7 separate regions of the Mus musculus genome follow, and all the other regions are linked to region 1. The links are chromatin loops, found by intact Hi-C in ENCODE. Cell type or tissue: left cerebral cortex. All regions are shown on one strand. Region 1 holds the start of Kcnk12 (potassium channel, subfamily K, member 12). Region 2 has its middle 77 kb from the start of Gm41649. Region 3 overlaps Msh2 (mutS homolog 2). Region 4 overlaps Msh2 (mutS homolog 2). Region 5 overlaps Kcnk12 (potassium channel, subfamily K, member 12). Region 6 has its middle 26 kb from the start of Msh6. Region 7 overlaps Msh2 (mutS homolog 2).

Evidence for each region. A loop is a pair of places that touch in the nucleus more often than their neighbours do. Peaks named below come from ENCODE experiments on the same cell type or tissue, not always from the same donor. Only the 100,000 strongest peaks of a DNase experiment are listed, where the experiment ranks them.
Region 2: a loop joins it to region 1, with 2.6 times the contacts of the local background. A loop is called at or near these places in 3 of 42 quality-filtered maps.
Region 3: a loop joins it to region 1, with 2.1 times the contacts of the local background. A loop is called at or near these places in 2 of 42 quality-filtered maps.
Region 4: a loop joins it to region 1, with 2.5 times the contacts of the local background. A loop is called at or near these places in 4 of 42 quality-filtered maps.
Region 5: a loop joins it to region 1, with 5 times the contacts of the local background. A loop is called at or near these places in 5 of 42 quality-filtered maps.
Region 6: a loop joins it to region 1, with 2.4 times the contacts of the local background. A loop is called at or near these places in 4 of 42 quality-filtered maps.
Region 7: it touches region 1 in a loop (5-fold over the local background); 3 of 42 quality-filtered maps call a loop at or near these places.

Annotation. Positions count from the first base shown.
Region 1 is chr17:87,795,873-87,799,872 of GRCm38, reverse strand. Kcnk12 (potassium channel, subfamily K, member 12) reads left to right here and starts at 1,879. Exons shown (of 2, transcript NM_199251.1): 1 at 1,879-2,809. The coding sequence starts at 2,419. In left cerebral cortex, a CTCF peak has its summit at 2,089; DNase peaks (open chromatin) are centred at 2,747, 3,116, 3,224, 3,679 and 4 more places; H3K4me3 peaks cover 3,666 bases; H3K27ac peaks cover 2,463 bases.
Region 2 is chr17:87,875,956-87,879,955 of GRCm38, reverse strand. No RefSeq gene overlaps it. Among named protein-coding and RNA genes, the nearest start is that of Gm41649, 77 kb to the right of the region's middle. In left cerebral cortex, a CTCF peak has its summit at 1,946; DNase peaks (open chromatin) are centred at 2,055, 2,359, 3,496, 3,680 and 1 more place; H3K27ac peaks cover 307 bases.
Region 3 is chr17:87,689,722-87,693,721 of GRCm38, reverse strand. The region is part of intron 7 of Msh2 (mutS homolog 2); the gene reads right to left. Among named protein-coding and RNA genes, the nearest start is that of Msh2, 19 kb to the right of the region's middle. In left cerebral cortex, a CTCF peak has its summit at 1,602 (motif pointing left); a DNase peak (open chromatin) is centred at 1,591.
Region 4 is chr17:87,683,015-87,687,014 of GRCm38, reverse strand. It overlaps Msh2 (mutS homolog 2), which reads right to left. Exons shown (of 16, transcript NM_008628.3): 5 at 1,429-1,578; 6 at 586-719. Among named protein-coding and RNA genes, the nearest start is that of Msh2, 12 kb to the right of the region's middle. In left cerebral cortex, no CTCF peak of the experiment used is centred here; no DNase peak of the experiment used is centred here.
Region 5 is chr17:87,744,537-87,748,536 of GRCm38, reverse strand. Kcnk12 (potassium channel, subfamily K, member 12) reads left to right here. Exons shown (of 2, transcript NM_199251.1): 2 at 1,696-2,716. The coding sequence ends at 2,597. Among named protein-coding and RNA genes, the nearest start is that of Kcnk12, 51 kb to the left of the region's middle. In left cerebral cortex, CTCF peaks have their summits at 1,906 and 2,112; DNase peaks (open chromatin) are centred at 2,106, 2,495 and 3,051; H3K4me3 peaks cover 1,379 bases; H3K27ac peaks cover 1,842 bases.
Region 6 is chr17:87,946,769-87,950,768 of GRCm38, reverse strand. No RefSeq gene overlaps it. Among named protein-coding and RNA genes, the nearest start is that of Msh6, 26 kb to the left of the region's middle. In left cerebral cortex, a CTCF peak has its summit at 1,596 (motif pointing right); a DNase peak (open chromatin) is centred at 1,601.
Region 7 is chr17:87,723,017-87,727,016 of GRCm38, reverse strand. Msh2 (mutS homolog 2) reads right to left here. Exons shown (of 16, transcript NM_008628.3): 16 at 3,304-3,686. The coding sequence ends at 3,513. Among named protein-coding and RNA genes, the nearest start is that of Msh2, 52 kb to the right of the region's middle. In left cerebral cortex, no CTCF peak of the experiment used is centred here; DNase peaks (open chromatin) are centred at 235 and 1,524; H3K27ac peaks cover 963 bases.

The DNA.
Region 1 (4,000 bases):
AAGGCTGGGGACAGGAACAGTTGACCATAACAGCGCGTTGCAATGATGATAGTTGGCAATTGGATAAAGCTCCCACCGTGTGCTACACAGTGCATCAGAGCACTCAGGGCTCTCTCAGTGGACAAGCTGTTTTCTTCCTTAAACCACAAGTAAACCACTTGCCATCCAAGCCTGGAGGCCATGGTGGAACGGGTTTCTTTCCATCTGCGCATACCAAGAGGAGCACAGTCCCCTCCACCCATATTCCGGAGCAGTGTCTCTAAGATGCAAACATCGGTTATTCCTGCCTAGTCATTCATTATCTGCATCCCGAGTCGGGTGCTGCTCAGCATGCATGCTACAGCTTCCAGTGCCAGCCTGTGCCTCCATACATGGGTGGGAGAATCGCAGGTTCACAGCTGTGAAGTGTTCTGTGAGTGGTCCATAGTGAGTCCACCACACTACAAGCACCTCTCTGAATAAATCTTAGCTTGGCATTTTCCTGCAGTAGAAGCTAGCCAGCTTGGCCTTGGCCTGGGGAGGGGACCCAGGTGAGGCAGCTCTGGATTTTTCCAGCGTGGTCTCAGTCACCTGGATTGTCTAAGAAACCACTCTCCGCCCCCACTCCACCCCACCCCGTTATCTATATCACTAGCAGGATCTTCCCTGAGGCCAATGAAAAAGGGAAGGGGACCAAAAAAATAAAAAAGGAGGGGAGAGCTAGCGGGATATGGTGGGATTATCTGTTTATACCTAGGGTGTTCCTTACTACACAACTTTATGACCCCAGCCAAACTGGTTTCTGCCAGGCAGAGAAGGACCAGCGGCTGCGGGCATCATCCGCTATCTTTCCTCTCCGAGGTAGGGTGGAGGACACTTTCCTAGGGTGTTCCAAAGCACACCACTGTTCCTCCTAGCGAGCTTCTACCCTCCTGGCCCTCCACCGCACCCGGGGTGTATCCAGGCTCTCGTCCCTAGGACTGGTGAGCTGGGATAGCATAGAAGCCACAGCAGCACCCGGCCTGTGATCCTCCTGCTCTGGTGGCCCAGAGTTCCCCACCTGCGCGTGACTCCTCCTCCTGTCTCTATTCCGCAGCGTCCGCACCCTGGCGACACGCTGTTTTGGCGACCGCACCTGCGTCGGGGTAGGGTAGGGGACACTCTGGGGATAGAAGGAAATGCAAGGAGGGTCTTGGGAACACCCCGGTGCCGGGTGAGCAACCTCGCCTACGGTGGAGGGGGGGGGGGTGCACTGTCTGGAGCCTCCCACCCGCAGGCTGCGGCACCGATGCGCTGTCCGCGGTGCTGACGCCGGCCGGTCGCTCGGTCGGGAGGGGGAGCAGACGCCCTGGTTCCCGCCGCGCCCGGAGCTCATAGAGGCTGCCTGTCCTCGGTTCCCAAACCGTATCTTTTCACCCAGATGACTCCGCCGGAGTCCTGGAGCTGCGGTTGGACCCAGGAACAAAAGCGTGAGCAAAGGGAACTTAAATTTCAGGCTAGAGCCCGAGAATCGAAAGTCGGGTTCGGCTCCCGAGGGCCCCCAGTCCCTGAGACCTCAAAGCACCAAGTTGAACAAAGTTTCCCAGTGGCTTGAGAAAGGAAGACATTTCGGAGCCCAAGCGCGGGGAAAGAAGGACGAGGTTTTTTAGCGAGCTGGCATCCAGAACGGCAGTGGGACACCTGCTCTGGTGGGACGCACTGTTGCGGCCAGAACGACCTGGAGGCTTCGCAGCAGCCCAACTCTCCACCCATTCCTCCCTTCCTCACTCATCCCTCCCCAACACTCCGCCCCGGGCTCGGATGACTCCGCCTCTCCGTGTCGGGTAGCTCTTCAGCGGTAGCAGGGAAAGGAAGGGAGCGCTTCCCCGGAGGACAAGGCTGGGCTCTGAGGCTCGGAAGCCGACGCCGCCAGCTCAATTATAGGGGAGGAACAGGACTGCTCGCACAGCCTGCGCCTAGGCGAAACCGATCCCCAGCAGCCTCATGGAACGCTCCAGAGGACTCCCTCTGTGCCCTGCCACCGTGCTCCGATCCTAGGCGTCCGGACTCTACGGTTCACCCTGCTCGCAGCCCGCGGCCTGTCCAGAGTGGAGTATGCGGCCCGGAGCCCCATGGACTCTAGCCACCGGGGGCGCTGGCCTAGCTTCGGAGGCAGGAGCCCGAGGGCAGCAAGTGAGGAGCCGCGAGAGGCTGTAAGGCGTCGGGGCGCGGAGAGTAGCGCTCCAGCCCCGGTGTCCGCTGGGCCGGACGACCGGTGCGCGGCCTGAACGCCCGGCAGGAGGCGGATCGCCCTGCCGTCCCGGTTCCGGGAAGACTGCAGGGGGGCTCCGCTGCGGCCCCTGACCTCTGGCCACCATCCTCACGCTCCTGCTCCTACGGCGGGGATGTCACGGCCTCGGCTCCGAGCGCCGCCCCAGCCCCGGGGCTGAGCTGCGGACCATGTCCTCCCGCAGCCCCCGGCCCCCGCCCCGCCGCTGCCGCCGCCGCCTGCCGCGCCCCTCCTGCTGCTGCTGCTGTTGCCGCCGCTCGCACCTCAACGAGGACACCGGCCGCTTCGTGCTGCTGGCGGCGCTCATCGGCCTCTACCTGGTGGCGGGTGCCACCGTGTTCTCTGCGCTCGAAAGCCCGGGCGAGGCGGAGGCGCGGGCGCGCTGGGGCGCCACGCTGCGCAACTTCAGCGCTGCGCACGGCGTGGCGGAGCCCGAGCTGCGCGCCTTCCTCCGGCACTACGAGGCCGCGCTGGCCGCCGGGGTCCGCGCCGACGCGCTGCGCCCGCGCTGGGACTTCCCTGGAGCCTTCTACTTCGTGGGCACCGTGGTGTCGACCATAGGTGAGCGGCGCACCCCGCGCGTCTTTCCTCTGCGCGCCTGTCACTCGCTGCCCTTTCCACGGATCGGGGACCGGGCTGGCGTCCGCGGGATCCTCCTTTCCGTATTGATTTTCCTACTTTTGTCTCACTCTCTGTCCTCTCTCGTCCTCCTACTTTTCTTTCCTGCATTCGGAGCGAGGGGTTTGCCCGAATGGACCATCTCTAGCTCTTTCCAATCGGCTAACACTCATTGACTGTGTGTCAATCAAGAGCCAAACACTTTGAAGGCTCCTTGTTCAGCCTCTGCGCCTTAGTATTGTCCTCTGTAAGAGCGTATGTGAGAATGTATGTCAAGGGCTGCTATTTCCTACCCAACCCAGCCCTTACTATCCTCAGGAATGATTATAAAAGCCATTTCTGCATCCATTCTCAGCGTTTTAATTTCCTCCTCTTCTGTTGACACTCCCCCACCCCCTCAAAGTAAAATCCGTTATTCAAAAGCCAGTCCTTCCGCTTAACTGTTTTACACCATTCCCCCTTGGTTTCCCCCTTCACACACCCCTAACTTCTCCAAATTCTTGACCTCTTGTCTTTGTTTCCCCTTTTCCAACCAGTAGTGGTGCCAAACAACAGCCAGGGGATAGTCGCCTTTACATTATACTTTGATATAAACAGCTTACATTTTCGTAACCTCCGGGGAAAATGTGCAGACTCTTCACACACACACACACACACACACACACACACACACACACACACCTACCTCTGCTTTTTTTTTTTTCAGCTAGATTGAAGTCTCCTCCAGCCACCACTCTGTCCGCCCACTTCCTTTCCCCCGAGTTTGGCATCATGTAAAACAGCCACTTCCCCCATCTATTTAGGTGTACAGAATGCAGAGGAAACAGATTTTGATAAGACTTGCTTGTGCCTCACCTACTCCTTTTCGGAGTCTCAGGGTTGGAGAAGCGCCTGCTGGTCACACAAGTCGTCCCAAGAGATCCTCTTCTACTGATGCAATTTAGGAGAAAGGGGGCTGTACTTTCTGGGCTGTGAGCTGAGAAACTTTGTGAACACATTTCCTTGTGCCAGTTCAGAGCATGAGGCACGGACTACCCACCACCTGCCTGCTGCTGCCTGGTAGCTGGACAGAGGTAGCAGCTTTGTTCAGGATATGCACAGAGGGAGCTCTCTCTCTCTCTCTCTCTCTCTCTC
Region 2 (4,000 bases), 80 kb before region 1:
GGTGTGCATTCAAAGTTACCCTCGGCTGCCTCATTGGCAGTAATCCAAAACAGCCTGTGTGTCTTGGAATTGGGCAATGCTCACAGGTCAATGGAGCCTCTGCTGGAGCAGGCCCTCTACCACTGAAGCAGAAGGACCCCCCAAACACAGACTACAAACCCCGGCAGGCTGCCTTCCAATTATGTGTGTGTGCATGAGTGCATGTGTGTCTCTGAGAACACGAAGGCTGCAGACGGCTGAGATACCATCACAGCAGTGGCTTCAAGGGAGGTCTGAGTACTTGGGAGACCACGTGGGAGGAGAAATTTCCATAAAACATCCTTTGTTCCTTCTGAATGAGGCTGTAATCCCTAGTCAAAAAATGCCTACAATAGTCCTGAAGGTTTCTTTTTGTTTTTGCATTTGATTTACCTTAGGTACTGGGAACAAAATATAAGCTGTCAAGCATACAGAGCCTGCACCCTACCCAGCCTGTTGATGTACTGAGCCAAAAGGAGTAGATTTTAGAAGGTCAGGTTTCAGCCACTGGTGAGGACAGTTGGGGACTGGAGGCTTTCAGTCTGTTTCAGCTGCTGTAGGTGGTTGCTTTGTATCCAGACAAGAAGACCAAGAGGGAGAGGGGCTGGGGTACAGCTCAGCTGGACAGCATTTGCTTTATAAGCAGGAGACTGTGGGTTCAATTCCCACCATCCTAAAAAACAAACACATGGACACTATACAGAGGGAGGGTCCCTGCCAGGGGTCAGGAGCTTTCATGGTCTCTATTCCCAGGTGGGCCTGAATCACCCGTGAGGCACGCAGCTGATCACCATGCTGCTACAAAGGCAGAAGGGTCCAAGGGGAGCCCTGCTGTTCGAGCTATGCAGGTTCTTATCCCCCATGGCATAGCAGAGCTAGACGGGGTGGCTGACCCTCAGCTGGCAGATCGTCAGAAGATGACCCTTTCACAGGGTCACACATCAGATACCCTGCATGTCAGATCATGATCACAGTAGTGGCAAAATTACAGTTATGAAGTAGTAATGAAAATAACTTTATGGTTGGAGGCACTGCAACGTGAGGAACTGTGTTAAAGGGTTGCAGCATTAGGAAGGCTGAGAACCACTGCTCGAGGCAATGACCAGTCTGGATTCCTGCCGTGAGGGTTAGGGCTACATTTACAGGCAGTGTCCTGCCCTCCCAAGCTTGGCTTTAAATATATGCACACATTAGTTATGGGTCAAGAGGTAAAGCCACCTAATAAGCAGCTTATTGTCAGCTCCTCCCCCCAAAACTCAGGACAAATGGCTAACAGCGGTGTCTATTTAACAACCCAGGCTTCCAGGCGCTCTCTGTTCTCACCAAGCTCCTGTTAGAGTCCTGGTATCTCTGCATTTCTCACCACCCCAACCCCATCCTCCATTCCCTACCCCTACTCTCTGCCCTAAACTCTCCCCTCCCCTCCCCTCCCCTCCCCTCCCCTCCCCTCCCCTCCCCTTCCCTAAACTACCCTTCCTCTAGCTTCTCCTTTCTACATAAACCTGCCATTTAGGCCGTGCTTTCTTGGTTCTTCCGCTCTTGGCCATCTTTGCTCTCTTGGGTCTTCTCTTGGTCCTTCTTCCTCATATCTACCATAAGAACCTCTCTACAACAATACCTAGAATGGTCATGCCCTTTCTCATTTACTTATCAGACCCTTTCTCCCACAAAAAAAAAAGAGCTGCAGGTGACATGACAGGCCTCTGCCATGGGTTAGTTTCTGGCTTCCCAAAGGCTATGGCACCAGGAACCTCAGGATGTGATCTTATTTAGAATCAAGGACTCTGTCGATGTAATTAAATAAGACTGTTGTGATGAACACACAACACAGATTAGGTTGTGCCCTAAATCTACGCGAATGTCCCCAGAAGGGACAGGAAAGACACAGTCACAGGAAGGAAAAGCTGCCTGAGGATGGAGAGTTGGCGCCCCCTGTCTGCAAGCCAGGGGGCGTCAGAGAGCGCCGGAGCCAGTGGGAGTTAAGACCCAGGCCGCACAGCTCAGAGCCTCCCTCAGAGCTTCTAGAAAGAATGCGCCCCGAGAACACACCATTGTGGATCTCCCAGAAGTGAAGCGTCAGCGGAAGAGAGAACCTGGGTTCTGAAGACTACACAGGAACTTCTCGAGTTAATTAAAGGCTAGGCCTGCTGCTGTGTGACCCGCGAGAAGGAAGCTAGAGTGGTTTCTTTGCTTGAAGGAAAGTGTCCAGGGCCAGCCAGGCCACACTCCAGGTCCCGGGGGAGCAAGGGCATTGTCTACAGTTGCTGTGTCTCTAATGGGGAAGGTGTGTCTGTCCTGTCGCTAGGAAACAGGCAGCCAGGCCTGCAGGCTCTCAGCCTGGAGCGAAGGCAGATGGTGACAAGATTAAATAGTGCCTTTCATTTCAACATAGGAAATGTTTTCAATTCTCCTTTCTTCACGTCTCTAAAAAAAGGCAAGTGGCGGAAGCGCCCTACTGGAAATTTATTAACAAAAGCCCAGGCAGGCCCCAAAAAAGCAGACTTTTTCTTTTCAAGTATTTCCCCCAGGCAACCGGCAGTCGCGTCGAGGGTGGACGCCCTTGTTTTACACCAGGACTGCCATCCAGCTCCTGAGCTTTGAGTTCTCTCCATCATCTGGGAGGCGCTCCTCCCACCATTCCACAGATGAGATGGACAGGAACAAGTCCCCTCATCCTCGGGGATTCAGACACTACATATGTCACAGATAGTACATATGTTGTGGTTTTTTAAAAAAAATACATACCTATGATAAAGTTTAATGTTTAAGTTAGGCACAGGAAGGTGTAATGTCAGCACCCTGAACGCAAAGCAAAGAGGGTTACCCTGAGTTCCAGGACATCCTGGACTACATAGTGAGTCCTAGGTAGTGAGCCTGGGCTACATAGCAAGACCCTCTCTCAAGAATCAAACACTAAATATATAAACAATAATGAATTCAACACAGATTGATCAGGAACTAGGGTCACTGTAACAATACTGTTGAGTGCAGACCGCACCTGCCCCGCATGATTCTCCCATGGTCTTCGGGCTGTGCCTCGCCCTGAGAGAGTTCATTTTGGAGAAGGTTGGCTCTACCTTGGCGGGCATGTGGCATCACCAGTGTTGAAGGACAGACTGATGGAGGTTTTATCCCTGAGTGTGGAAAGGGTGTCACCCTGTACACTTGTCAAGGTGAACTGGGATTGTAGGAGCATGTGAGTGTGTTAAAATCGCACTCTGGACACACCGGGCTCAGGGATGTCCTGAGGCAGAGCTCCTTTATCTGAAGAGGAATTCTGTCTTACAATACCCCTCCCCCCAACTCACAGTCTGTTAGGTGACCATCCTCTGTGTATCAGGGGACAAAATAGTAGAGAACTCTCCACTGTACCAGGGACTTCCAGTTCAGCTCAGTCCCCACTGTTGCCTGTCTCCTCTGCAGCCAGACTCAGCTCCGAAGCTCCGCCTCTAACCGTGAGTCAGCAGCAGCCAGCCCTACAGTAGCACCCTCCAGCCCTGGTGACCTGCTCTGTCCCCAGGGTCCTGCTCTACCCCAGGTGACCAGCTCTATCTACTCACCTTGCACCTTGCCTCTCCATTGATTTCAGCTTCCCAGTTTTGGTTTCTCAAAACTCTTCACTCCGACTTCTTACAGGAATTCCATAAACATATGTCTGGCTGTCTCTGGAAATATGTTCCCTCTCCTACACCCAGCCACCCCCGCCCTCCACTGTATGTGATGTATGATCTAAGGGTTACTGTTAGTGATAAGAGAAGAATAAAAGAATGTGTGTCGGACCACAAGGGCAAGGACAGTGTGACTACCTGACAGATTGCTGCCAATGAAGCTACTGGATCTTCTGACAACAAATAGAAAGATAAATAGCACTCATGTGTCTGACAGAGCGCGCCCACGATAAATATACTGTAAACAGGGTGCTAGGTGAATGTAATCTCTCTTCATGGTCTCTCAAAATAGCTCATTGTATTATACTTGCCCT
Region 3 (4,000 bases), 110 kb after region 1:
CAAAATGAAACAAAGTTACAAACACTAGATACACAGCTGCGGAAAGGGCTTCAGACAGAGGTTAAGAGGGCTGACTGCTCTTCCAGAGGGCCTGGGTTCCATATCAGCACCACATGCCAGCTCACAACTATCTATAACTCCAATTACAGAGTACTGGATGCCCTGTCTGGAACTCTGCAGGCTAAGGCAACTTGGTTTTGTCTTTTAATTTTAAGGAGAGAGAACACACACTAGCAGGCCTCAGCTCTACCACTCTCCCCTTATTTTCTAGCACTGTGACTAATCACTTCACCTCACTTCATGACTTCAACATGTCTAACCCCTGCTAGCCTTAAACGCATCACTGGCTGATACAGTGAGGCTCCCCAGCCTCTCAAATCCTAGAAGCTGGCTGTTTCTCTGACTTTCTTTTGTTTTCTTTTCTTCTTGTTTGTTCTGGCTTTTGAAACAAGGTCTCATTCTGTAGCCCAAAATTTATGTAGCTCAGAATTTATGGCAATCCTCCTGCCTCAGCATACTAAGTTTGGGAATTATGGGTATCAGCCACTATATACAGCATCAGTAATTTCTCTTTCTTCACATTTTAAAGCCTTAAGTGCACAGGTGCTTTGCCTGTCTGTCTGTCTGGCATCACTGACATGTTTGGTACCCAAGGAGGCCAGAAGACAGTGTCAGATCCCCTGGGCCTGATTTACAGATGGCTATGAACCATGCTGGTGCTGGGAATCAAACCCAGGTCCTGTGGAAGAGCACCCAGTGCTCTTTTAAGTGTTGAGCCATCTCTGAGCCTTCTCAGCATCTCTCATGCTTGCTCAGTAAGGGTCTTGGATGTCAAAGATCACCCAAGGAATTGTGAACTTCTTAAATTAACTGAAGCATGAAGTGTCAGGCCTGGAGAGATAAACAAACTGAAGACACCCCACGCCCATAGATTGGCAGAATACTGTGAAAATGGCTACATTAAGCAACCAAAAAGACTCAATGCACTCTCTATCAAAATTCCATTTGCATGTGGCTGGTGAGATGCTCAGTAGTTAAGAGCACTGGCTGCTCTTCCAGAGGGTAAGGGTCCAATTCCCAGTACCCTCACAGGGGCTGACAAGCAGGGTTAGGGTTTGGTTTAGGGTCAGGGTCAGGGTCAGGGTTAGGGTTAGGGGTCTGTAACACCAGTTTCAGGCACAGATAGACATGAAAATACACATAAAATAATAACTTTTCAAAGTAGTTTACAAAGTCCGAACAGATAAGTTAGACATAAAATAATCTGTATGTCTGCGTGAGTTATCTTAATCTGCTGGAAACGTGTCCAATGTAGAACATCGTTATTTTATATTTTACCCTGGAACATTTGAGATAGACATGAAAATCCCTGTTTCTAGATGTGAGGGTGATCTGGCTGGACAGGCATCACCCCGCTCCATGGGGTCAACTAAAGCCACGCAGTCACCTTCCCAAAGATAGGAAAACTGCTTTTGTTGAGGACCTCTGTGCAGCTAACTCCATTACCCAGCTAGAACCTCCCAATAAGCTGGCAAGTATCTTACAGAGAAAAACTGTAACCAATGCAAATGCCCTCCCTTTCCAAGCTGCTGCTGCCCCCTGCTGTCTGTGAACACACCTGACTCTTGCTGTTCTCTGGACTAAAAAGCAAGCTTAGAATGAGTCAAAACCGAAAACATCACAGGAGGACAAATTATCTGTAACATCTCAAAATAATGGATGCTAATATACTTTTTAAAGCACGGTAAATTCCGCACACTAAAGAACTGTGCTGAGCTCTTTAAAAATAATGGGGATGGGAGGACCCACAGAAGGAAACCGGGAACACGGAACATAAAACAAGATGTCTTCTTAAAGTTTATAAGCTCAGGCTGCGTGTGTGTGTGTGTGTGTGTGTGTGTGTGTGTGTGTGTGTGGTGTGCGCGCTCGCTGGCTACATCTATCAACAAACAGGCACCTTAGCACCTGTCAGCCCAGCCCTGCGGTCAGGGTCAGAAGCAGATGTGTAAGCAGAGGATGAAGAAGTGCAGGCTTTTAGAACCGGGAGCCGAGAGAGGAAGATGCACTCATACCAAAAGCGATTCAGACTAGGACTTGTTTTTTCTAGTCAGTCAGTCAGTCAGTCAGTCAGTCAGTCGTCAGTCAGTCAGTCTTACTTTTTGAGAAAGAGTCTCTCTACACAGTACTTGCTATCTTAGAACTTCCTATGTAAACCAGGCCGGCCTCAAACTCTGCCGCCTCTCATGACCAGATCTGTGCTGAGGGAATAGGGCAAACATGAACACTTAAATGTGCTAAATCACAGAAAGGGAGAATTAAAAATAAATAAATAAATAAATAAATAAATAAATAAATCACACAAGCTGGGCACAGTTGTGCAGTGCTTTTACCTCAGCAGGGCAGGTCTTCGTGAGCTTGAGACCAGCCTTGCTTATACAGAATTCCAGGCCACCCAGGGAGGGCTTCATAGGACACTGTGTCAATCGATCAATCAGTGAGTAGATGAGTAAATAATGAGTAATTAATCGTGTACTAGGTGACTTACTAGGAAACAAAAGGCTATCTATCTGCTACTGTACAGTGGGAGATACATGAAAGCAGAAAGCCCCAAACAGCTGCTGTGTGCTGAGGCCTTACTGCTTAGAGCGGCCCAGTCAGAGCACATCCCTAATTCCTGCTGAAACCAGACAAAATGATATAAAAAGGAAACAAGCAGATGCTACACATTTATGTGATGGGGAAACTGAGGCACGAGGAGCAGAAATTCGTAGTCACAGAGTGGAGGAATCAGGTTTTCATTCTGTCTCTTTTGTATATGAGCCATGCTGTGTGTGCAGACCAGGAGCCCTGCAGGAGTCAGCCCTTCCACTGCATGGGTTCTAAGATCACTGGGGTCCCAGGCTCAGTGATGAGCTTGTACCACCGGTTGGCACATCTAACCAACCGAGAGGAGGAGTGTTTCTACAAAGGTCCTTTGAGAAAATAAGAACCCTTTGTAAAGTATCATCTTTCCCACGTGTTTGTATGAGCGTGTGTCCACACGCTCAGATGCGAGCGGATGCACATCCAAGTGAAGGCTGCTGTCAGGAAGCTTCCAGACTGCTCTTCCCCACGGCAGTCTCGAGGGAAGGTCTCTCTCCCTCTCTGTTTTAAAGATGTATTTATTTTATGTATGTCAGTCTACTGCTGCTGTCTTCAGATCCACCAGAGGGAGTTGAACTCAGGACCTCTGGAAGTGCTCTAAAAACTGCGGAGCTTTTCTCTGGATCCCGAACCCACAAGGTCTCCTAGTTGAAACTAGAGCTCACTGATGTGATGAGTCTTGCTAGCCAGGTTGGAGCTTCAAAGATCCCGTCTCCACCTGGAACTATGAGCACCCCAACTTCAGTCCAGGCCTGTGTACCAAGTGCTTAAACTCCTTAGCCCTCAGTTACCTTGGTGCCTCGGGCCCACAACATGGCTCAGTGGGTAAGGGGCTTGCTGTCAAGCATGGCTACCTGATTTCGGAGTTCTGTGACCCACAGGATAGAAGGAGAGAACCAACTCCCCAAAGCTGCCCTCCTGCTTCCGCACATTACACAAAATAAATTATTGTCACAACAAAACTCAATTTGTGTTCTGTCATCATGAAGCTGAATTTAAATTTGTCTGGAAAAGAAAGCAAATTTTCCCGTAACACTGACAGAGCTATTTTGAGATACTGGGTCTCATCGCTTATCAGCCATATAAGCAATCTACTGCCAAGCCCCTACGGGGTATGTTTTAATAGCTCTAAGAGTTGTTGATGTCTAATTCCAACTCAAAATGCTTTACATGTTAGATATTTAATAACTATACAAACTAAAATTAGTGTTGTAGAAACTTGCATTCAATCCAAGGAAGCTAAGGGGGAGACTGGGAAGATGGACGACTCAATGGCCAAAAGCACTAGTTCAGGACAAATGGGAATGACATCCAGATCTGCAGCACCCAGATGGAGTAAGACATGGCTGCCCCTCCC
Region 4 (4,000 bases), 110 kb after region 1:
AAAATAAATAAATAAATTTTAAAAAAGAAAAAAAGAAAAGAAACTGGGCTAGGGACAGAGCTCAGCACAGCATCCTGAACGAGAGTTTCCAGGACTGCTTCAACCTCCCAGTACCACATAAACTGCGGATGGTGGCCCAGGGCCCGGGAGGTAGAGGCAAAAGGATCAGAAGTTCAAAGTTAGGCGAGAGAAAGGCTCAGAGGACAGAGATGCTCGCTGAGAAACCTGTCTATTTGCTGAGTTTGACCCCCGGAGCCTACATGAAGCTGGAAGAAGGGATGCCACGAATGTACAGCCAACACCTGTACGTGCTCATGCGTCTGCCTGCCTGCCTGCCTGCCTGTCTGTATGTCTGTCTCTACACACACACAGAGGGCATACACACAAAAACACACCATGCACATAGTAATTTCTTTTCTCATCCGCAACTAAATATTGAGTTCAGAGTCAACCAGGACTCCAAAACAAAACAAAAGAAAAACTAAAATGAGTGTGAAACTGAGTATGTATCAGAGTAAGTGGCATTCCCACACAGTTAAGCACACGCTGCTCAGAGGCAGTGAAAGCACACACTCCAGGCCGTACCTCTCCTCTATCCTGTTCCTATCCATGAGCGGCTGCTTGATCCACTGGTTAACCAATCTTTGTCCTTGAGCAGTTTTGCATTTATTCAATAATGCGGCCAGAGACTGAGAGCCAGTGGTGTCTTCAACAGAACCCTAGAACACAGAAATAAATACATACGTACACACACACACATCAGCAAAGACTAATAGGACATGAAATACGCTTTGGGCAAAAAGAATGAGTATTATTCTCCAAAAATAAACTGAGAACTGTTCACAAAAATGTTTCTTTTTTTTTTAAGATTGATTGATTGATTGATTGATTAATGTAAGTACACTGTAGCTGTCTTCAGAAACTCCACAAGAGGGCGTCAGATCTCATTACGGATGGTTGTGAGCCCACCATGTGGTTGCTGGGATTTGAACTCAGGACCTGGTGCTCTTACCCGCTGAGCCATCTCTCCAGCCCCCACACAAATGTTTCTAAGCTAAGACCAAATTTCAACCTGTTAATCTATACTTACAGAGGCATACTTTGCCCTCAATGACACCATTTTTCTCATCCTAACCAAAGTTCCCTCCCCTCTGTCCTCCCAGTCTCTGCTCCCAGTTACTGCAGTGTTTAACCAAACTAAAATAGAACTTTAAAGCACTGCTATCATCACACAAAATTATTCAAAAACCTAGGACACGTCGACATATATTACTTGAGGCTAGAAAAAATAAATACAATAGTTAAGAACTATCTATTCTAGCTCCAATAATGTTATAAACTACAAATCCCTTAAACAAAGCATTACTCGCAAAAGGAATTTTTTTTTTTTTTAATTATTCAGTTTTTAACCCATGTTGTCTCTTTTACCTGGAAAAGGTTGAGGGCTCTAACTGCTGCCATGTCCAACTTCATGTACTGGCTGAAGTCAAAAGTGGCCAGTTCAAACTGCCCAAAATTTGAATCGTCTGATAAGAGTTCTAAAAACTTGATTACTGCAGATAGTGATGAAACTGCAACCTAAAAATAAAAATTTAAATAACTCATTCTTCAATCATAAGACGAGATACCAGAAATGCAAACAAAAGTACAAGAAGATCAGCTGGGCATGGAGGCCCATGCCTGGAATTCTAGTCCATGAGTGAAAGGCCAACACAGGCAAGTCAAGGGTGCGGCCAGCCTGGGATGCATAGCAAGTCTACACAAGTGTACAATGCAAAGGGCAGCCTCTCATGCTGGTGACAACTCAGTAGCTAAAGCACCTGTCCCCCAAGGCTTGTGATCTGAGTCTGAGCCCTAGACACAGCAGGCAAAAAGAGCTCCCCACAAGTGTCCTGGGCTCACGAACAAGATGGAGCACCCTCATGACCATCACATGCTCACATGATAATATATATATCATACGTGTATAATCAAAGTGAAGCCCACCACGAGTGGTGGCGCAAGCCTTTATTTCCAGCAACTGAGAGGCAAAGGTACGGGGATCTGTGACTTCAAAGCCAATCTAGACTACAGTCTGAGTTCCAGGCCAGACAAGAATACGGTCATTCCCCGTCTCAAAAACATGGAAAAACCCAGTTGCTTACAAGTGGGAGACCCAGAGGGAAGATGGTTGACATCTCAAATAGACAAGTGTTGGAGAGCTAGAATCGGTCCCCATGGAGACTGCCTGTTGGTTTTCTGTTGATTTTTTGAGACAAGAGTTTCTCTGTGTAACCTTGGCTATCCTGGGACATGTAGACAAGGCTGGCCTTGAACTCACAGAGATCTGCCTGCCTGCCTGACTGCTGGGATTAAAGGCGTGTGCCACCACCGCCAACACAGGCAAGGGTTGTCTTTTTATACCTTCTAAAATACTGCTCATTCATTTTTACTTTCATTTATAAATAAGCTACAACATATTTATTTCAATAGTATGCATGAATAAGTAGAAACCTGTCTCCAAAAGCAAAATAGGAAAGACAGAAAAATAGTCCTATTATTCATTTATATAAAAAAACAAACAGAAAAAGATAAACTAATCTATACTGTCAGAAGTCAGCACCAGGACCATGCCCTGTTGCTGATGAAGAGTAAGAAAATCTCAAAGCGGATCTCTAAGTTTGAAGCCAGCCTGGTCTACAGAGTGAGTTCCAGGACAGCCAGGGTACACAGAGAAACCCTGTCTCAAAAAAAAAAAAAAAACAAAAAAAACAAAAAACAAAAAATAAATAAATAAATAAACCAAATCTCTACCAGCTTCTTTACATTTCCAGGAAGGAAGAAAGTTTTCTAAGCCCTAGGATTTTTATTCACTCTTACTAGGTTTCTATTTGCCTTTTTGAGGTAGTTTCATTTAGCCAAGGATGTATTCCAACTCAATATATATCTGAGACTGCCTCCATCTCCTGCCCTGCCCACACTGTTTTATGTTCTCATTTAAAAAAAAAAAAAAAAAAAAAAAAAAGCAGGGGCTGGAGAGATGGCTCAGCAGTTAAGAGCACTGACTGCTCTTCCAAAGGTTGTGAGTTCAATTCCCAGCAACCACGTGGTAGCTCACAATCATTTGTAATGGTACAAATGCCCTCTTCTGGTATGTCTGAAGACAGCTACAGTGTACTCATAAATATATACATAAAATAAATAAATGAATCTTTTTTTAAAGGTAAACACACTTTCAGTTTTATTACTTGCTAACCTCCAATAACAATCGTTCACTGTAGACATATTTATACTTATTTAACAAAACATTAAATTCTCTCTCAAAAACATTAAATAATTTATGAGAGATTCCTGGAACTGGTGGTGCACAGCAAAGGTGGGACAGGCAAGACTATGCTATATATCCCTACAGAAGTGACAGTAGTCAGGTTCTTTCATGTGACGACTTTTTTCCTCCTCTTCATAGAAACACAGTCTCAACCACCCAGGCTCGCCTCAAGTTTGCAACATTTACAAAGATAGCCGTGAACTCCTGATCCAAGCTCTAACAGCTAGGATTACAGGCTTGCATATCAAGTTCATGTAAACACGATCCCCTTCCACATATACTCTACATACAATCCACATAAGTATGATTATCGGGGTGGAGAAACAGTTCAGCACATAAGAGCTCTTCCAGAGAACCCAAGTTCACTTCTCAGCTCCTATGTAAGGTGGCTTTCATCCACTTGTAACTCTAGCTCTAGAGGAATCCCATGTCTCTATCCACTAAGGGCAGCATACTACCCCTACACACATACATAAATTAAAATAACAGTATTTAAATATAAGGCTATGAGGTTATATTTAAAATTTTCTAGTCATAGTCATTCCTTTTTTTTTTTCTTTTTTGGTTTTTCGAGACAGGGTTTCTCTGTATAGCCCTGGATGTCCTGGAACTCACTCTGTAGACCAGGCTGGCCTTGAACTCAGAAATCCACCTGCCTCTGCCTCCCGAGTGCTGGGATTAACTGCCATGCAT
Region 5 (4,000 bases), 51 kb after region 1:
GAGGTGTCATGGTGCTGCCATTTTACAGGAGCCTCCATTTTAACAGGTGCCACCATGGTAGAAGCTCCGATGGGGGCATCTTACAGCAGCCATAGGCTGCAGCTTAGAAGGAGGGGCTGCTCCCCCATTTAGGGACTACAGGTACTCAGATAGGAATTGCTGCAAAAGCAGTATGTGCTTCTCCAGCCTCCAGTCTAGGACTTTCTAAATTTGTTTGCTTTGTGAGACAGGGTCTCCTATATCCTAGGCTGGCTTCCATCTTACTATGTAGCCAAAGATGATTTTGAACTTCTAGTCCTCCTGCCTCTACCTCCTAAATGCTGGGATTACAAGCGTTCATCATCATGCCTGCTCTCTAACCCCCCCCCCCCCCCACATACTCCAATCCACAAACAGTGTCGATTTCTTCCTGAGCCCAGGGACTTGAGTTTGGCTTTAGAGTATTGTAAAGTCCTTCTTACAAATTTCTGGGCAAACCACTAACATTTTCTTTGTTATGTCACTGTTACTTGCTTCTTTTAAAATTCTTTTGTGGCCAAATGTGGAACGCAAAGAATAAACCATCTTTCTCAATGAGCAATATCATACGATTTTCCCTGAACTCCAGTCAGTAAGCATAAGATGAACAGGCAACTTGGGCACTTCCTCCAGGGAATCAAGAACGTGATTAGCATCTAAGCCTAAGGAATGTGCTCTTCAAGTGGTAGGTGTATGCTCTCTGGAATAGTTAAGGAGATAATAAGCCAAATGGGACAAAGTATCCTTGACTTCTTCCTAGAGCTGGGCCTGCTGCACAGCAGCGTGCACGGGTTGTCCTTTTCTGTTGGGTGTGAAGGGAGTGGTGTGCCTCTGAAGGTCTGCTCCCGTGGATGCGGAGATGTCTAATGATGCTCAGACAGCTCAGACTCTAAGCACTAAGAAAGTCACGATAGCTTTCTCCCCACCCGCACCCCGTGGCAGCCTGCTTTCTGTGGGAGTCCATTAACAAACCCTTCAGGGCCTGGCTTTCAACAAGTGGACAGGTTACCTCCTTATTAAAGGATTCAAAGCACTAAGCAGCTTTCCGAGCATGGGAGAGACCTTCCAGGACAAAACTCTAACCACATACTGGCACCACAGGGCCCAGCTAGACCAAACATGGTGGTCCTGGAGGGGGACCTGAAGTCCAGTGACAGATGTCCAGGTTTGCACTCTAAAGGCAGGAGGGGAACTGGTCCCCAAATGATCCTTGTGTGGGCTTCGTAAGTGAACCAGAGCTAACAGGCAATTCTCTCTCACTGGGCTCAGAGTAAACAATCCTAATTACAAGATGTTGGAAGCCCAGCCCAACAAGCCTGTCTGCCGACAGAGTCCAGAGGAAATTCAGTTAGGGGAACAGGTGTCATTCACTGGTTTGTGGGCAGCTCAGAGGTTTGCATCTGCGCACCTGGTGCTGCTCAGTGCATCCTATTGGTCTCGTCCAGTGCATATCCGCTCTACCTGAGTAGTTTAAATACCCCTAAGGCATAGGGCAGAACTCCATCTTGTTGGAATTCATCATGATCAAGAGCCACCAAAAGAGGGAACCGTCTAAGTACTGTCCCGCCCCCACCTGACTTAAGTCGGTCAGCAAATGAGTTAATTCCGCATCTGCATTCGCCTGCCACACCACATGCGACCACCAGCCCTCTCTAACCCTGGCTGTTATCTCCGCAGGTTTCGGCATGACAACACCAGCCACAGTGGGCGGGAAGGCCTTCCTCATCGCCTACGGACTGTTCGGCTGCGCGGGGACCATCTTGTTCTTCAACCTCTTTCTAGAGCGCATCATCTCGCTGCTGGCCTTCATCATGCGCGCCTGCCGGGAGCGCCAGCTGCGCCGCAGTGGCCTGCTGCCCGCCACCTTCCGCCGCGGCTCGGCGCTGTCGGAGGCCGACAGCCTGGCGGGCTGGAAGCCCTCGGTGTACCACGTGCTGCTCATCCTGGGCCTGTTCGCCGTGCTGCTGGCCTGTTGCGCCTCGGCCATGTACACCAGCGTGGAAGGCTGGGACTACGTGGACTCGCTCTACTTCTGCTTCGTCACCTTCAGCACCATCGGCTTCGGGGACCTGGTGAGCAGCCAACACGCCGCCTACCGGAACCAGGGGCTCTACCGCCTGGGCAACTTCCTCTTCATCCTGCTCGGCGTGTGCTGCATCTACTCGCTCTTCAACGTCATCTCCATCCTCATCAAGCAGGTGCTCAACTGGATGCTGCGCAAGCTGAGCTGCCGCTGCTGCACGCGCTGCTGCCCGGCTCCCGGCGCGCCCCTAGCCCGGCGCAACGCCATCACCCCGGGCTCCCGGCTGCGCCGTCGCCTGGCCGCGCTGGGTGCCGACCCCGCGACTCGCGACAGCGATGCCGAGGGCCGCCGCCTGTCGGGCGAGCTCATCTCTATGCGCGACCTCACGGCGTCCAACAAGGTGTCGCTGGCGCTGCTGCAGAAGCAGCTGTCCGAGACGGCCAACGGCTACCCGCGCAGCGTGTGCGTCAACACGCGACAGAACGGCTTCTCGGGCGGCGTGGGCGCGCTGGGCATCATGAACAACCGGCTGGCAGAGACCAGCGCCTCCAGGTAGAGCGGCCGCCCGCCCCCAGCGTCGCGGACCGGGCCGGGGCTGCGCGCCGCCGGGCGGGTTTGCTTCACTTCTCTCCGAGATGGCGCTTTCTTAATCTTTATCCAATAAAAACGAAACCAAAAAAACAACCACCAAAACAAACATGTTTTCTAAAGAAATACTATTGGGCCAGGCCTGACGTTATCAAGGGCAAGTTTTAGATGAGACTGATTTTTTTTTTTGAGTCCCCTCTTGGAGAATCGTGGCCCCCAACAAATTTCCCCTCCAGAAGGAGAAAAAGTGGCACCCCAAATTCCCCGCTCCGCGCCAGTGCATACTGCAGCGAAGAGAGTGAGTGCATCCTGGCTTTCGCAGACAGGCACGAAACCCTTCCCCATGCACATAAGCAGCTGGCAACCCCAAAGCATATGGTGCCGCCTTTCATGGCTCTGAATTACCTCCTCAGCCTTTAGAATACTGGCTCGGCCTAGCAGCTTGCTTCTGGTCGTCAGAAGTGATATAGTCACAGTTTTGACAGGTGGGGGTAGGGTGAGCCATATGTTGCCTCCCTGTGTATATATATAGAACAGCCACTACACACAGGGAATGGTGTAGTATTATGCAATTAGAGGAAACACAGCACCCACCGCGGCGGCAGCATACCCCACCCCCACCCTCACCCCCACACATACTTGAAAATTGCAAATGGTGAGGGGCTTAGCTGGCCTTTCTCAGCCCGCGGCTAGTCCACTCCATAAGTTCTACTTGCAGAAGCCCAGGGGGACCTGCAGGGAGGGGCTCTCTGACTGAGAGACTTGCTCTGCTTCAGCGTGTTCTCTGATGTGAGCCCTCAACCTTCTCTTCATTCACAAGCTTAATGCACACGCAGGGAGGCTTTCTATAACTAACGGAGACCAGCTGTCTCCTCTTGGAGAAGACTTTGTTACTGTTGTCCTCTTAACTACCATTGACCAGCTCAATTCTTCCCCTTTCTAAAGAGCCTAGAGGTGCAGAGCAGAGCCCTCCCCCCCCTCCACCTCTTCTTTGATTAGGGACTCTGCCGTCTACTCCCAAAGGGTCTGCAGCACCAGAAACCCAAAGCAGCCATATTACAAATGTCAGGCCACTTAAGCTCCCATGCCCACCACATAGTGTTTGAGATCATGTTCTAAGTCATGTGTGGTCCTCAAATAACCAGGTGGGCTGTTTACTGCATTGAATTCTACACCGGAGGTAGAGGAGGCAGGAGGGAGGGAGCTGCCAGAACCCAGAGGAGTCATAGAATGAAAGGAACACTCTCTGAATGGTCCTCAGGCCAAGGGACAGAACCTCCCAGACTCGTCCTCTGCAGAGGGACGTCCAGATGCCCAAGGCTTCATTGAAATGGCAGAGTTTGGAGCTGTGAAGGAGCACCACTTCTGCCC
Region 6 (4,000 bases), 150 kb before region 1:
GCTGTCTGATCTGAGTGCATCTCATATCCCAGGTGTCCTGCCCCATGCCTAAAGAGAAAGGCTGTCATATATGGACGCAGAATAACAGGCATGCCAGATCCCTCAGTCTACAGCGGAGCATGGAGGGACATACTTGTATAGTCCCAGCACTGGGGGTAGGGTGGGGTGGGGTTGGGCAGAGGATCGGTCAAGACCATCCTCAGCAAAGGTTTTGTTTTGTTTTGTTTTGTTTTGTTTGTTGTTGTTTTTAAACAGATCTTGCCTGAGTTTATTTGTAAAAGCAGCATAGGACACTGGTCATTTGCAAATAGTGTGTGGGTAGGTGTGTCACAGCAGTCCATCTGTCTTCACACTGGCAGAAGCCTTTTCTCTGGGGCCTTCACAGGGGCCTGGGCACCTTTGGGGGCCTGGGCTGGAGCTGAAGCCTGGGTCTTAGCTGGAGCGTTGGCCTGTGCCTTGGTTTGAACCTTGGGCTTTGGTTGGCAGCGCTTACGACCCTTGGCCATGTAGCTTCGAATCTGCTTCCCAAGCTTGGGGTGAGCGATGAAAGCCCTGGCGATGGCTGAGTTTGCGGCTGGGGCCCTTTGGCATCTTGGGCTTGATGGCCTGAGGCTTCACGAGGGCCTTGTTGGCCTCTGCGCGCGCACTCACTGCCTTTGCATTGTTGGCCTGCATCTTCTCCAGGCCTTTCTGTTGTGCTTCTTGGCAATGCGCATGTTCCTCAGGAACTTGGGGTCAACCCCCTCAAGAGATTCGTATCTTTGCGACCGGGGTTTCTTGATGTCATTTCTGTGCCAGTTGCGGGACTGGTTGTGTGTGCCGTGGTTCTTAGACTTGGCCACGTCTGCACGGTAACCCGCGGCTCCCGCAGCGCCTGAGACCGGAAGACCTCAGCAAAGTTTTAAGTTGGAGGTTTCCATGGTTACACAGAGACACATAGCCTCAAGAAACAAGCAGGCAGTTCCAAACCAAACCAACCTGACCAACCAACTCACCCACTCTTTCCCAGGCTTTCAGTGTTGTTGTTGTTTGTTTTTCATACTGTTTAGAACATTCACTTTTTTAAAAATTAGATTCTTCCTTCCTTCCTGTTTGTTTGTTTGTTTCTAGACAGGGTTTCTCTGTGTAGCCCTGGCTGTCCTGGAACTCACTCTGTAGACCAGGCTGTCCTCAAACTCAGAAATCCGCCTGCCTCTGCCTCCCGAGTGCTGGGATTAAAGGCGTGCGCCACCACTGCCCAGTTTATTTACATTTCACATATCATCCCCTTTCTTGGTTTCCCCCTCCAAAAACTCCCTATCCCTTACCCCCTGCTCACCAACCCACCCACTCCCGCTTCCTGGCCCTGGCATTCCCCTACACTGGGGCATCGAGCCTTCACAGGACCAAGGACCAGGCTTGCATCCTTACTGCTCCTGAATTACCTAAGGCTAGTGATATGAGTTTACGATGTTTGCCTCTTGTTGTCTAGCCGAGACTTTGGAAAAGCACCATGTGGCTCGAAACCCGCCTCATTTACTGGCTTCCTTCCTCACAACCACTCTTGGTCTGCAAGAGCCCTAGCCAGGTTAAGCAGGCTGCAGCTGCAAGGCTCCGTGCAGCCACCAGGGGTCAGCCTTCGCCAGGCCGTGAACCCAGAGACTCGGTTCGTCTAAAGCTCCACTTGGCTCTTTCAGTTTGGGCTCCTGGGACCCCATCCTACTGAAATAGCCAGCACCCCTATATTTTCCTGGTCCCAGAGAGAAATGTGAGATCAAACTCGGGGTATAGAAGTAAGGCTGTCAAATAAACCTCAGGGACACAGTTACATCTGAATTCTCTATCTCCCCTCACTTCTGTTATACACACATGCATACAAAATAAAATAAAAAATACATATTTGTTTAGGTTGTTTGTTTTTGTTTTGTTTTTAAGACAGGTTCTCACTATGTAGCCTTGGCTGACGTAGAGCCCATTCTATAGGCCAGGCTGACTTTAAAGTCACAGAGGTCTGTCTGCCTCTGCCTCCCAAGGGCTGGGGTTAAAGGTGTATACAATCATACCTAGCTACAATAAACTAAAAACAAATAGCAATGTTTATAACCTACAATTTCAAACTTCTGGCCTCCAAACCCTCAAGTTGCGGCCTTCAGTCTGAGTAAATCTCATCAAGTCCTCACTGAGATAACCATCATAGGTCATGCTTTTCTCTCTGGCCTCCAGCTGCTCATGAGGCCTAGGCAGGTCTGACGGGCCTCGTCAGTGGGAACAAGCTGAATGCTGTGTTCAGTATTGCCTTGTGTCGGTTTTGAAACAGCCCCCGAGAAGCCGCTTTTGTCCTGACTTCTCGTGTGAGCCCACAGGTGACTGAAGGCAGGACGCCATCTCTGCGTGTGTCTCCATCCCCTTTACTTTCGCAGAGGACACTGAAGTTGCTCCGAAACCTGCAGTCATCCTGGCTCCCAGGAGAAGTAGAAGCTCAGTGCGCAGACCCCTCCTCCAGAGGACGCGGGGGTAGCCATCACCCGAGAACTGACCTGTCCCCTCAGATAAGACCTTCTGACCACTTTTGCAGAACTCAGACTGAAAGGGTGGCAGGCAGGGCCACACCTCGATCAAGACTCCTGACCTTGGTAGATCCATTTTTTGTGAGTTTGAAGCCAGACTGATCTAGATAGCAGATTCTAGGCCAGCCAGGTCTGCGCACTGCTGCACCTTGACCCTTGCCAGAATCCATCCTCTGTTTAAACCTAAATGATTTGCTGGTAGGGGCATTTACCATCAGCCAGATGACCCACATGGTGGAAGGAGGTGATTCCTCCAAGTTGTCCTCTGACATCCCTTCATACACATTCACTCTTTGTGTGTATGTTGTATATGGATGTGTGGGTCACTGTTCTTTTTCTTGGGCTGTTTCTTTGTCTCCTAATGTGGCCACATTGAAAAAAAGTCTCGCATGGTGGTACACTCTTGATCCTACCACTTGAGAGGTAGAGGCAGGTTGATATTTTGTAACTTTGAAGACAGCTTGATCTAGATAGTGAATTCTAGGCCAACCAGAGCTACATAGTAACACTCTGCAGAGAGAGAGAGAGAGAGAGAGAGAGAGAGAGAGAGAGAGAGAAACGAAAGGAAAACAAAGACGATAAACCTCTTTTGTCTGTTTTCTCTACCATGTTCCTTTAATTGATATGATGGATGGAGGATCCATCCTAGCCTTCTGGGGCTGCCAGAGCCCAAGCTCCTGAAGCTCCAATCGCAAACTGTAAAAAATGTACTCATCAGTAAGTTTTCGCTAGATTTACAGAACCTAATATATATCTAATGGTCTTCAATAAGACCAGAAAATGGGCTGAGCGTGTTGGAGTGTTGTTCTTTAATTAGAAGTAGAATAATGTTTAACTCGAAGGGAAATAAATGATGTGTTTGTTTAAGGAACTAGAGTGGCTTGGGCAACAAAGGTCAGCTGTCCTCTCAGGATATTCTTGTGGAAAAGAAAAGATGTATACTGTGGAGGGTGTAGACTCCACACAGCAACTCTCCTTTCTGTCTGCTTCCAGGTTCCCCCTTTCTCTCCCAATAAAAGCTCTCTCTGTCTCTGGGTCCCCCAACATAGTTTTGTAAGTGATAGCACTGTGTGGTAGTTTGAATAAGAATAACCCTTGTAGGTTCATGTGTTGATCAATTCAGTCGGTAACACTTAGTCACCAGGGAGGGTTACTATTTGAAAGGATTAGAAGGGTTAGTAGGTGTGGCCTTGTTGGAGGAAGTATGTCACTGGAGTTGGTTTTTTTGTTTTGTTTTGTTTTGTTTTTTTTTTTTGTTTTTTGTTTTGAGGTTTCAAAAACCCAAGCCAGCCCTGGTCTCTCTCTCTCTCTCTGCCTTCACATCAGGATGTGGCTCAGTATACTGCTTCCACACCTGCCTGCATCATGCCACAATGATAATGGACTGAACCTCTGAAACTGTAAGCCGGCTCTAATTAAATGTTGTCCTTATAAGAATTGCTGTGGTCGGGGCT
Region 7 (4,000 bases), 73 kb after region 1:
ATAAAATAAAGCAGTGTGGGCACAGAGGGGACATGTGGCAGGAGCTATTCTCTCACACTGGGCTGCATCCCCATCTTCACACGAGCAATCTGCCATTCTGGGCATTTCTGTCCTCTTGCCTGACCACACCCTTTCTCCTTAACCCAAACATACAAAAATCTGTGTAAAAGTCTCTTCCCTCGTTCGTTCTCCTCCACAAGCTAATTAACCATGTTTATTTCGGAGCAGGGGCTAGCTTTTCCTGACTATTCTGCACACCATTTTAATCAACAGAATGTAACTAACAAGCTTTTAAGAGCCATTCAGTACTGAATCAGCAGCTCATACCATATGCTGAGGGTAAAAACACACTTCCCCAAAAAAGCTAAATGCAGAAAGACCAAGGATAGAAGATGTATTTAATACTCAAGAAGTCTCACAGGATGTGCTTGGTATGTGGAACGTTGAGACTCTGAGGGGAACAAGCTATTCTTTAAATATACCTACCCTAGTCACCGGCCAGCTAAGCCGGTACAGCTGGAAACTTAGTATATCTAAATACACGCACGCACACACACACACACACACACACACACACACACACACACACAGGCACACACCTTTTCCCACTGTTTCATTAGAACCTTTAAACCCCACCAACAAAATTTTTAAGGAAAAATACAATCAATTACAAAATTGCATCGTAGATACATCGTGGGGGAGGTGGCGGGTGTTTCAAGGCAGTTTCTCTCTATAACCCTGAACTTACTTTGTAGACCTGCCTGACTCTGCTTCCCGAGTGCTGGGATTAAAGGCATGCACCACACCACTGCCATGCTATAGATGGATTTTTTTTTTTTAACTGTTAAATGTAAAACCATTTTACATTTCTAACAGATTCCATGTTAACACTGGGTTGAGTTTGTAATCTGTTACTAACATACTCGTTTTATTCTGGTAATACTGGCTAATTAATATTTCAACTGTGAATAAAACCAACCCCATAAAATTAGAGCTAAAAAATCTGTATGAACTGTCTTCTTAATGACATTGCTTTTTAAGTATGCGTGTTTGTATGTATGCATACATTTGAGTGCAGTACACTAGAAAGTCAGAGGCCAGAGGCCTAGGACCCCTGGAACTGGAACTACAGGCAGTATTGACCCTCCATGCAGGTGTGGGGAACTGAACTGAGGTTCTCTGGAAGAACAGCAAATGCTCTTAACCACTGAACCATCTGTCCAGACCAACTGTGACAGGCCAGAAACTAGGTTGCTTTAGGTTCCAAAAGGAAGGGCCTGGGGTTTGGGGGGTGGGAAGCGGCGACAACGCCAGTTCCCAGGATCCTAACCATCTTTCAAAAATGTCTCAGAACTAAATCCCCAGCTTCCTTTAGAGTATGGAAGTCGTCGAGCTTCCGAGACTGCGTGTTGTCTCCGACTCGGTGGCCCTAACAACTCAACCCACCGTAGCTGATTTCCATCTCCAACGTGCTTTTGTGCAGCAGTCTAAAACCACCCCTTCACAGCCGTCCAAGGGATGGAAATATTTCAGCTCACTTTAAAAACTGCTTTTGAATTATGTAAAGATCCCTGGCTGAGCCAGGAGAGGTGGTGAACGCTCTTAATCCCAGCACTGGAAGAGGCAGAGGCAGGTGGATCTCATGAGTTCAAGGCCAGTCAGGGTTGCACAGTGAACCCTGTGTAGCAAGAAATAATAAACGAGTAAGCAAGCAAATAATCCCCCTGCAGCTGGCGGTGGCACCGCAGTGAAGGCTGCGGCAGGGGGATCGACAGCTCCAGACTGGCCTGGCTTGTCACAGAAAGACCCTTTATTTGAGTTGGCCTTCTTCACAAGTCTTTGGCACTCCTAAAAGAGACGCTAGCAAAGAAAAGGATCACAGTAAACAGAACTTTAAAGGTTAGGTTGATCTCCAATTATCTTCACACCGAAACGTTTATGTACGAAACAAAACTGCCCATCCTAACAGGAGCTTTCAACAAAAGACCTGCAAAGCCACTTGGGAACTCACTGTCGGGAGACCCTGGGAAAAAACCTGCCCTACCAGGACTCTCCTGGTTTAGTCATTTTTTTAGTTGCACCCTGCTGGGAACAGTTTTACACTCCACTTAAATTCCACACTCGTCTGGAGAGAGCTGTTTAGTGCCTAATTTCCAGAGGACTGGGGTTCGATTTCCAGCACCCACATAGTGGCTCCTAGCTGTGTGTAACTCCAGAGTCCAGGGATCCTAGGCCCTTGTCTGGGACTCAAATTTCATGTAAGTGGGGGAAACTGATTCCTCCGCTTCCTGTTTGAAGGTCTGTTAGCATCGCTTGGTGGAGCTGTAGCTCCTTTCTGTCTTCCAGCTGCCATGGACATTCCAATGTGCCCCTGGGATAGCAGAATGGTTTAGAATGTCAGTTTTACTCAGCTTGTACCCACCAGGAACACTCCCTCCTATCCTGACCAACAGTGGGCACTGCCACTTGCAGGCGTGGTCAGGTCTGGAGGAGGATGGAGCAGGCAGTGAGTGGCTTGGCATGGGCTTCTGTGTCTGCTAACTAGAAAACTGGGGAAGCCTGACTTTGAATCCGTGGCTGCCCTGGGACTCACTACGTTCAGAGGTCTGCTTACCTCTGCCCAGCCCTAAGACCCTTCTGTGTTTATAGCTGTTTGCTCTTATTGAAGTGACCTTTACTGATCCAGTTCACATGCAACGATCATGCGTGTCCACAACTCAGCGGTTTTGGTGTGCTCACTCACAGGTGTGTGTACCCAGGACTGATCTTCCATCTCACTAACACCAAACCCAACACCAACCCCAGCTTACCCACGACTCATCATGCAGCTACCATGTGTGGACTTCTGTGGCTGCTGTCTTTCTCTCAGCACGTTTTCAAGACTCGCCCAATCTTACCCATGTTGCTTGGTTTCTTTTAACACAAATAGACTACATTATACATCCAGAGCACACTAACACACTCTCATCCAGTTAGGATGCTGGGGCTGCTCCCACCTTTTGGCTACGATGCAACGTGAAACTGTTTGCTGTTTGTATGTCCATTCTGTTGGGATGTTTCTCTCTCTTCTCTATCTTCCTGGGATAGGAAGCACAAGTTTTCACTGTGTGAGGGTTGAATGTTTACATTCCCACTGGTGTGCAAGCACCCTCTGTACTCCCTCAGCAGACCCGACTCTACCCACCCCTCACGGTGAGGTGGTTCCTGTAGCTCTCACTTGCTTCCTCGGCTCTGGCCCTTTCCTCACTGGTTCCTTATCTATTACCTATTTTCTTAGAAAAGAAATACAAGGTACCCCCAATGTACAAACTACATGATTTTATTTATAAAATTCAGCATAGTGCTCACAGTTGCCCGTCCCCATTTAAACAGCACCCAGCTACAGACGGTAATGTTTTCAAGCATCACTAAACACTTCCGGATGCTGCTAGGCCAGGTTCCAGTGGGGAGCACTACCCAGAACAGCACACAGTAAAGGTGAGCTCCCCCGTGCACGCCCACCCACTGTCCCCTCACGGAGCCGGAGCCTTTATCCGTGAAATGATCTCGTTTACGAAGCTGTTGTTCTTTGCGACCACCTCGGCTTTCAGTTGCTTCAGCTTCGCGGAGATGCTCTCCTCCGACATGGCAGTAAAGGGCACCTGCTTGACCTTCGACAGGAACTCCAGAATAATTTTCTCACCTTGCTGAAAAACACACGTGTCCCAAAGTCATTACAACGTACTCATGTGGGTATGACATATGTCCGTGGACACCCTTATATGCCAGGAGACAGGGTCGGATCTCCTGGAGCTGGGTTTACAGATGGTCAAGATCCACCCAGTGTGGGAGGCTGGGAGCCCAGCCCGGGGCCTCTGGGAAAGCAGCAATGGGTCATCTCCAGCGTAAGCAATGGACTCTTTCTGTAATTTTCCTCTAGATATGCTATTAGATGTTTAACACACATTTTTATCATAAATGGGCAAGCAATTCTGAGAATCCCAAAGTCCTTGGTTGCTAT